3 separate regions of the Homo sapiens genome follow, and regions 2 and 3 are each linked to region 1. The links are chromatin contacts, found by Hi-C or POLR2A ChIA-PET in ENCODE. All regions are on one chromosome and are shown on one strand. Each heading gives the region's core, a stretch centred on a gene start or an enhancer-like site at or near the end of the contact. The rest is flanking DNA. Distances are from core to core; before and after follow the strand shown.

Region 1 (2,942 bases), core at 178-2,677:
AGAGACAGCCTTGAAGATCCTCTTCTTGGTCAGAGGAAGTCACCAGAGTAAGTAAGGGAAGAATGAGTGAGGAAAGCAGGCAGGGCCAATTGCTCTTGGCAAAGCTCTAGCAGTAACCGGAACGCAGCAACCACAGAGAAGGCAGGAGAACAACTTTAGGGGTGAACAGTCCAGGCTCTAGAGAGAGGCAGATAGGGGTTCCAGTCCTGGCTTCTCCACTCATGGTGGGCAAGTTATCCTCCCAGCCTCAGATTTATCCTAGGTGAAATGGGATAATGCTCGAACTACTGCTGCTGTGAAGATCAGATAGACACAAAGAGCTTGGTACTCGACAGACACCCAAGGAAATGGCGACTGTGGTAGGACTTAGGTGGGGGCATAATGCAGCCTTTAAGATCAATCTCCTGGCCCTTGGCTTATCCTGCTGGGACTAGGACAAGGACAGGGACAAACATTTCCTTTTACTTCTCCTCACCTCCAGAAGTACACAGGCAACTCACCCCAGTCTCTTGTCCGCGACACTCTTCCCCCCAACCCCAAATCCCAGGCCTGGACACGGCATGATTCTGGCACCTGTGGAGCTCTCAGTTCCCCAAGCCCGGCTCAGACAAGGAGGCGCCAGGTACCCAGTTAAGAGGCGCTCCTGCAAGATCCTCGTGGTCCCTGGCTGCCAAAGGTCCCAGGCCTCTGGGCAGTGAGCGCTCCACAGTCCCTTGTGTGGCGTCTATGCTGCGCGGAGGAGGCGCAGGCCAGGAGAGGGCCATTGGTCTCCACTATGGTCCTGCCTGGCCAGGAGTGCCTATGGCTCTTAGGCACGAGCCAGCGGTTCCGGGCAAACCTCTGTGTGGCTGCTGGGCCTGACTTTGCAGAGCTGGCGCCCGGGTCTGGGCGGGGTGGGTGGAGGCTATGGGAGGTGGGGCCGGGGGTGGGCTCGGGGGGAGCGACGGCATCCCTGCTCCGGCTCCGGCTGAGGCGGGGCGGCCAGGCTGGCTTGCGGCGCAGCGGCCGCCTTTCCCCAGTGCGCCTGCCGGCGGCGGCGGTGGCGGCGTCGGCAATCCCGGCTCTTGGCACAACGCCTGGCGGCCGGCCCAGGGCGAGGAGTGGCTTCCAGGAAGCGGGCGGAGGAGCGTTCCAGCCGAGTCCCGCCGTCGCCGCGGCCCCGCGCGCTCCGAGCGGCCCGGGCCTGGCCCCACACGGCGTCTCTTCGCGCCCCCGGCGCCTCCAGCTCAAGCCGAGGGCGCGGTGCCGGCGCGCAGGCTGACGGGCGCCTGGGCGCGCCGTGCACTTGCCGGGCGGTGCAGGTGGCGGCGCGCGCCCTCCGCCTCTGGGCCGGGGCCAGCGCAGCGCTCTGCGCGCCCGGAGGGGGCGGGAGAGGCGGGGCAGCCCCCGTCCCAGCCCCATTTAACTTCGCGGCGGCGGCGGCGACTGCGGCGCCGCGGGCTGGAGGCCGGCGTCGGGGAAGGTCCTGGTGCCGGATTCCGCACGAGGTGTTGACGGGCGGCTTCTGCCAACTTCTCCCCAGCGCGCGCCGAGCCCGCGCGGCCCCGGGGCTGCACGTCCCAGATACTTCTGCGGCGCAAGGTGGGTGCACCGAGCTCGGCGCAGGGCGGCCCCTCAGGGGTCGGGGGAAGGCGCTCCCCAGAGGGAGTAAGACTTGGAGCAGTGGCCTCTCTAAGCAAGTTGGGGGTCTCCAAGCAGAGTCGGGGCGTGCCACGCGGGCCCCAGGGGGCCTCAGGACTGGGGTGCTCCTCACTGCTGGGCACCTCGGGTCGGGCGCGCTTCGTGCCGTCCCGGAAGGTTCAGGGAGAGTCTTTCGGCGGCAGTTCGCGGGCTGAGGGGCGTTCTTGATTATGGGGGAACTCCACAGGGTTGGAGTTTTTCAGGATTGGGAGTTACTAAGCAGAAACCTCGCGGGTCCGAAGGTCCGGCCGGTTGACCACTGGGTAGCGAGCGCCCAGAACGCCGGGGGTTGAGGCGACGCGCGATCGTGGAAAGTGGGCGTGGGGGTGACCGGGACGCGGCGGAGGCACTGGAGGAGCGACTTCGAGGCAGCGGGTAGTCGGAGGAGTGTGCACTCGGAAGGCTGGTGCGAGCAGGCGAGGGTGGCGCAGAGTCCCAGGGCCCCGCACTGGCCGCCTCCCTTCAGCCAGGAGTCGCCGCCTCAGGTCGGAAACAGCAGCACATTTGCGGATCACATTAGACCAGGCCCTTAATGCCTTCTCCAGATGGAGAGAAGCCACCGACCCGCCCCCGGACACCAGCTCCGCCAAGGCGCCCGCGAGGCGAAGCGGGAGTCGAGTGTGACCTCGGCTTTTCCAGTCTCGACTCATACTGATTTCCCTGTAAATTGACAGGAAAAGTAAGGGAAAAAGTCCCCGCTTCCCTCCTGGTTTCAGCTGACCTCTGCTGGCTGGCCCTCACCTACTTTTAGGAGATTGTGTTAGGCTGGCTCAGGGGCTGTGTCCTCCAAACCTCCCTGAACTTAGCTCTCAGGCGTCTCTCTGGGTGTGGGTCCCGGACCTCGAGGGCGCACGGTGTCATCTAGCGAGGAAAGCCTTGAACTATCAGAAGATCTGCGTTTCAGCCCTAAAATGTCACTATCTTGCTGTGTGACCTTAGGCAGGTCCTTTCCCTCTCTGGGCGGCTTTGTTGTCTTAGACTCATTTTTGCCGCGAGCAGCAGAAGCTAGCCTAAACCTTGGCTCTGTGCTGGCTTCCTGAGTCAAATGCCAATAGCGACACCCTGCTGCTGACAGATAGGCTTGGGCAGGGATATCTCAGCTTCTGAAGAGCTGGAGGTATGAGATGCCCACTGGAGACAGGTCCAGCCCTCGCCTGACTTTGTTGTGGACCTTCTAAAGGGAGCCCAGTTAGCCTGCACCCTGCAGTAGGCAGCGGCAACCTGGGCCAACACAAACCTTTCCAAAATAGTATATGGGCTTC
Region 2 (2,942 bases), core at 231-2,730, 250 kb after region 1:
CCCAGGGCCACCCTTGTTTCATCGAAACCATCACCACTGCCACTACCCCCTGATCATTTTTGAAGCAAACACAGACAGCACATCATTTCATTCATAATTATGTATCTCAAAAAGAAGTCTTTAAAAAATAATCAAAATACCATTTTTGAAATGCTATCCTCAATACTTCTATCAGAATCACCCGTGGTGCTTTTTAAAATGTGGTGATTTCCAGGCCCCACTGAGTCAGATACTGTAGGAGTGGGGCTCCATCACCAACATTTTCTTTTTCTTTCGGCTGCCAGATCTTTTTTTTTTTTTTTATCATGGTGAGAGATACACAACACAAAACTTACCATTTTAACCATTTGAAAGTGTACAGTTCAGTGGCATTAAGCACACTCACATTGTTGTGCACCCATCACCACCTCCCATCTCTCAAATTTTCTCATCACCCCCCAACATAAGCTCTGTTCACCTTCAGCAATAACTCCCTACTCCCTCCCACTAGACTCTAGTAACCTCTATTCTATTTTCTGTCTCTCTTTCATTCACCAGCATTTTAAACAAATACCCCAGGTAACTTTGGCAGGGGAGTGGGCATATCCAAGTTTGGGAACCACTGGATCCGATCGTCCCTAAGGTCCCTTTAAAGTTCAGAAAATACTGTTTACTTTATTGAATTAGAAAAGGGGGATATCAGCCGGGCGCAGTGGCTCACGCCTATAATCCCAGCACTTTGGAAGGCTGAGGTGGGTGTATCACTTGAACTCAGGAGTTCGAGACCAGGCTGGCCAACATGGTAAAACCCTGTCTCTACTAAAAATACAAAAATTAGCCGGGTGTGGTGGTACATGCTTGTAGTCCCAGCTACTCGGGAGGCTAAGGCAGGAAAATTGCTTCATCTCGGGAGGCAGAGGTTGCAGTGAGCTGAGATCCTGCTACTGCTCTCCAGCCTGGGTGACAGTGCCAGACTCCACATCAAAAAAAAAAAAAAAAAAAAAAAAAAAGAAAAAAGAAAGAAAGAAAGAAAGAAAAGGAGCTACAGTGAGGTTCAGGCCCCATATTCATTCCAAGCCTGCCTTTTCTGTCAGCCCCACCTGACTTTGCTAGGGGTTTCTTCCTCCTCGTATTCACAGAGCAAAGCCAAAAGGTTCTTTACTCCTGAAGGACACCACCCTTTCTTCCCCCGTGTTGAAGACTGAGCAGACAGCACCTGTTCCCTGGCCCAAGCAGCTGCCTCTTCCCACCTTCTGCCATCTCTCCCTCTGTGGTCGCTCTGCAATTTTCCTGCATAATTCACACTGCCTGGCAGTTTCTGGCCTGGTCCTGGCCATCTAGTGTGAAGTTTATATTTTCCTGCCACCACTTCTGACTCTATTCATTCCCTCGATTTCCAAACAAAACCGCAACATATCTCAGCTTCCAGTGCATCCTTTTATTACCACTGTCTTTTGTGGTTTGGGGATGCTTGCTTGTTGACAGTGAAGGAGAGGATGAACGCAGCTGTATTTTACATCCCTCCAGTAGAGCCTGCCAAGCCAGCCTGAAGGAGATAAATATTTCTGCCTCTGTGGTTTACCATGGCTCGAGTTCTGAATTTACATAGGGAGCGGATGTTCAAAAGGCTTTTTTGCTTTTTTTAAAATTAGGAAAATAAAAATTATAGTGTATAAATCTAAGCCAAGGGAACTGCAGTACTGACCTTCTTAGCTTTCAGCTGTGGAATGTGTTGACAGTTGATATGGTTCATTGGTTCATGGTTGTTTTAAAATTCCTCCCTGGAGCCTCTTCGTTTGTTTCTGTGGGATTCTTAACACTTCAGCAAACTTGTTGCCCTCGCTGTCGTTTTTCATATACAAAAACTAAGGAAATAGGGTGGACTTAGTTAGCACACCTTGTATGTTTCCTTCACTGCTGACTTAAATTCTCCATTTGTGGAGATTATATTTGCTAATGTCAAATTAGGTGACATTTCAGGAATCTGTTTTTCTAACAACAACAATGATAACAACAACTAATATTGAGGAGTGCTTTGTGCCAGACCTTGTTCTGAGTGTTCTACGTGGATTAAGTTGTTTAATGCTCACAACAACCCTATGAGGAGGTGCTATTCTTATTTTCATTTTGGGGCTGAGGAAACAGGCGTAGAAACATAAAGGAATTGTTTTGGAGATATTAAGTGGTGGACAGTGATTCTATGGCACGTAAGACTAGAAAGAGCTGCAGTTTCGTGTCAGATGTCCTGAATTCAAGTTTCACCCATCCTTGGGTTTATCTAATGGAGTAGACAGAGAAGTGAGTGACTGCATGATGGTATTGTAAGGTTGCAATGCATTATAATTACGTTATGGTGTTATTCGGGATCAGGGATGGTTTCCGGAAATAGATGGTACATGAACTGAGATCCTAGAGTGTCCTACAATGTCAGAAGAGCAGCATGTCAGGTATTTGGAATAGAGGCTTGTGTGCAGGCTCACTGGCCCATGTAGGCCACGCAGGTTGCTAAGGTGGTCTGAGGTGGGTGAGGGGCGAGGAGGATGGGCCCGGGGAGCAGTAATGGCAGCAAGGATGCAGCTGGAGGAGCCAGCAAGTCTTGAGGGTCTTCCATGGTTCACTAAGGAGCTTGGACTTTATCAGGAGGCTGTGGGAGCCATGTAAGGATTTTAACCAGAAAAGTGACATAATCTCAATTACATTTTTGAAAGATCCCTCTGGTGGTCTGCAGTTTATTTCCAATTATTCACAATGATAAATAAAACTGCAGCGAATTCCAAATTGCACATCTCTAATTGTCTCATTGGACATATTTTCTGGCGTGGAATTTCTGGGCCAGGGATAAGCATTTAATTTCTACTGTCAAATTTCCTTTTAGAGAGAAATCAGTGCTGGCTTCTCTCGCCAGCAGCAGTACTCCAGCTTGCCTTTTTCCCCATACGTTCATCAAAATCAGGAGATTATCT
Region 3 (2,942 bases), core at 137-2,636, 210 kb before region 1:
ATGGACAGGTCATCTTGCTACGCCATTCTGACCCAGCTGTCACCACCCTCACACTTTTTAGTTATCTATCAGTGGCTGGTGTCAGGCAGGTAAGCCCACAACACTCACCCAAGTCATGCTCATTAACCCTCTGACTGGCTGCCCTTATCCCACGATCTCCACTAAGTTCAAGCATTTTTTCCCCAGTATCAGAGGAGGAACACTGTTTATTCCAGTCTACATGCTTCAAGTAGAAGTGAGGAAACCAAGGCCCAGAGAGGTGTGTACTTACTTGCCCAGTCCTCACTAGGATGAAGTCAGGGTTAGGACTAGCCCCGACTGGGCGCTGGGAGCTAACAGCTAGGGGAGGAACTGCATGACTTTTGTCCTGGAGAAATGTTATGGCAGGTGGACACCAGGGCACAGGCATATACCCGAAGTGTCCAGGGCAGACAGGGACTGCTCGTCACCCCAGATGGGACCTGCTAAGGGCCCAAAAAGAGACTGAAGGTGGGAAATGTTTTTGTTTTTCAGTGTGAAGCGTTGCCAAACATATATTCTAGGTTTGGGAATCCTCGGGACCTTTGGAAGCCAGATTCAGCGAAGATGCTGTACCTTTTGGGGATAGCTCTAACACGAGGTTAACGCAATGCTCCATGTCCCTGGCTGGGCTTAGCTGTGAGTGCGTCGACCTCTGGACTCTGTGCAAATGGACACTCTGTAACTGACACAGCTGGTAGGGGTTACCGAGAGAGCTGGGTTCCTGGTCTGGTGGACTCCGCCGGATATGCAACGAGCTCTTTATGGCACCTTGGAGATGGTTGCTTTTAGTGCCGTTGACAGCGGGCTCAGAGCACCAAGTGAGCTAGCACCGTATTTATTAGTAAATTACTCCATAACTCTAGGGCTCCCAGAAGACCAAAATCATTTGAGCAGATTGCACCCAGAGCACCGCGTGGAGAGAGAAGAAAGCCCGCCACCCACAGACCGCTTCCTCCTACCACAGGTCCCCCATCGAGTTGCATTTGTTGTCCCTCCCTAGGCGCATTTCTGAGCCTTCCTTTCTTAAACATACACCGAGCGAAAATGCGCCGGAGGGAGGCGATGTTGCCTGTGAGCCAAAGCCGGTTCGGCACCAAGACAGAAGCAGAGAGAACTGATCTCTCTCCCGGTACCCATGACAATCTCAGAGCTAGATCTATATCGTCCCGCGCCCAGCAAGAAGCACTGTGTGACTGTACTCCCCCGACCCCCAGGACATCCCCACGCCCAGCTTCCCAGGCCGGTCTTCTGCGCGGCTCAAGTAGCCCAGGTCTCCACGCAACAATGAAGCGTGGGCGGCCCCAGCAGCTTCATTTGCATATCGCCGCGGCTTGGCCAATGGGCTGCGCAGGGGCTTTGGAACGCAGTGTTGCCATCGGCGTGCGCGCGTGTGTGCGAGTGTGACAGCGGCTGTGGCTGTGGCCGTGGCCGTGGGAGGCGGGCCCGGCGGAGCCCAGCCGCGGGGGGACCGGCCCGGGCTCCCGCTCCCCGAGCGCGTCGCGGCCGCGTGGCCCAGCCGAGCCTTGAGACCACCCCGCCCCTGCCGGTCGCAGTCGCGATGTCGGTGGCCGGGCTGAAGAAGCAGTTCCACAAAGCCAGCCAGGTAGGGAGGCGCAGAGGAGGGAAGGAGGGAGGGGGACGCGGAGGCTGCGGCCCCCCGAGGCTCCCGGGCCTTTGGGACTCCTGTTCCCTGAAGGGCCTCTCTCGGGGCTCAATTTCTTCCCGCCTAGGAGGGCGCGAGGGTGGGGTGAGGGGCCGCCTGCTCTCTCCTCGGCGTCTTGGCGCCTTCTCCTTCCCATTCCCTGGCCCCCGGCTCTGCCCTGGGCCGTTGTAAATCGGAGAGATTCTGCGGAGCGGAGGGCAGAGGTGGCGGCCGCGGGGACTCGGGAGGCGGAGACGGAGTGGGCGTGGGGGGGCCCCTACCCGCGCGAGGGGAGGACGACCACAGGGAGTACGATGCCGGCAGGGCCTCCCCCGAGTCTCCAGCCGTTTGGTTGGGAGAGCCTCGTGGGGGGCCCATCCTCCACCGGCCACCGGCGCCTCCAGAGATGCTGTGTATTTGGCGCTTGGCTGTGTCCCGCTGAGCTCCCCGCGCGCGCATCGAAATGGCCCCGTCTGGACTGTGCCCGGCTCCCCGGCTGGGGCTCTCTACCGCGGTCCTTCCCCTCCCCACCGTCTTCCCGGTGTCGGCCCGGGGCTGGGCATCACGCTTCTGCTCTTACAGAGCTGACAGCCTGCAGGGGAGACACGGAGACAGACACGTAAACAAACAGTGCTAGACACACCTCCACGCACAGAGGATGACAAATAACACAGTGGGGGCGTCAGGGAGAGCTTCCCGGAGGAGGAGACATGTCATTTGAGAATTAAGTATGAGGAAGAATTATGGCTGAGGGTGTGGGATGATAGGAGGAAAGCCGTTCTGAGCAGAGGAAACAGGAAAACAGGAGGGGAGACATGAAATTGATGTGTGTGTGTGTGTGTGTGTGTGTGTGTGTGTGTGTGTTGATGACAAGCAAATTTGTTTTTCAACATCAACATTGCAGGCTCTTCCAGCTATGGCAGAGCTCACGTTGTAAAACCTGTTCCCCACCAGCACCGCTGGGTCTGTTGCTTCTCACCACCTCTCCCCGCAACCCCAGCCCCCATTTTGCTAGAGCCAGGGTAGACAGATTTCATTCAACGTCCACATTTGTGGTGAGGTCTCATCCTGCTTCTCCCACAAATTGGCCCATAGAAAGCAACTGCAATTAGAAGATTCTCTTCTTCTAGCCCCAGTTCCAGGCTGAAAGGCACTGCTGTCCCCTCACTCACACTCTTTCCATATGGAAACTGGGTGATGCTGTTTCTAGCTGGGGGCACTGGGTGGACAGTGGTGCTATTCAAGGTGTTAAGGAGCCCTGGAGGAGAGGCTATTCAGG

Evidence for each region. A loop is a pair of places that touch in the nucleus more often than their neighbours do. ChIA-PET counts read pairs that join two places held with the same protein, here RNA polymerase II (POLR2A). Pooled maps may share reads with other maps.
Region 2: a loop to region 1 is called in a pooled map, with 2.2 times the contacts of the local background. The contact joins the enhancer-like site here to the promoter of ADAMTSL3 in region 1. A Hi-C loop is called at or near these places in 4 of 50 pooled maps. POLR2A ChIA-PET finds 5 or more read pairs at or near these places in 2 of 52 experiments (BJ and HEK293T).
Region 3: a loop to region 1 is called in a map of dorsolateral prefrontal cortex, with 4 times the contacts of the local background. The contact joins the promoter of SH3GL3 here to the promoter of ADAMTSL3 in region 1. A Hi-C loop is called at or near these places in 3 of 168 maps with a recorded cell type or tissue (ascending aorta, dorsolateral prefrontal cortex and sigmoid colon) and 6 of 50 pooled maps. POLR2A ChIA-PET finds 5 or more read pairs at or near these places in 1 of 52 experiments (HEK293).

Annotation. Positions count from the first base shown.
Region 1 is chr15:83,652,696-83,655,637 of GRCh38, forward strand. It overlaps ADAMTSL3 (ADAMTS like 3), which reads left to right and starts at 1,428. Exons shown (of 30, transcript NM_207517.3): 1 at 1,428-1,581. RefSeq lists an enhancer at 1-66.
Region 2 is chr15:83,902,956-83,905,897 of GRCh38, forward strand. The region is part of intron 15 of ADAMTSL3 (ADAMTS like 3); the gene reads left to right. Among named protein-coding and RNA genes, the nearest start is that of ADAMTSL3, 250 kb to the left of the region's middle. Within about 2 kb of position 1,481, at least 5 of the 41 ENCODE cell types and tissues checked have a DNase peak (open chromatin) inside an H3K27ac peak, as active enhancers do.
Region 3 is chr15:83,445,955-83,448,896 of GRCh38, forward strand. SH3GL3 (SH3 domain containing GRB2 like 3, endophilin A3) reads left to right here and starts at 1,387. Exons shown (of 9, transcript NM_003027.5): 1 at 1,387-1,624. The coding sequence starts at 1,580. RefSeq lists an enhancer at 1,083-1,242.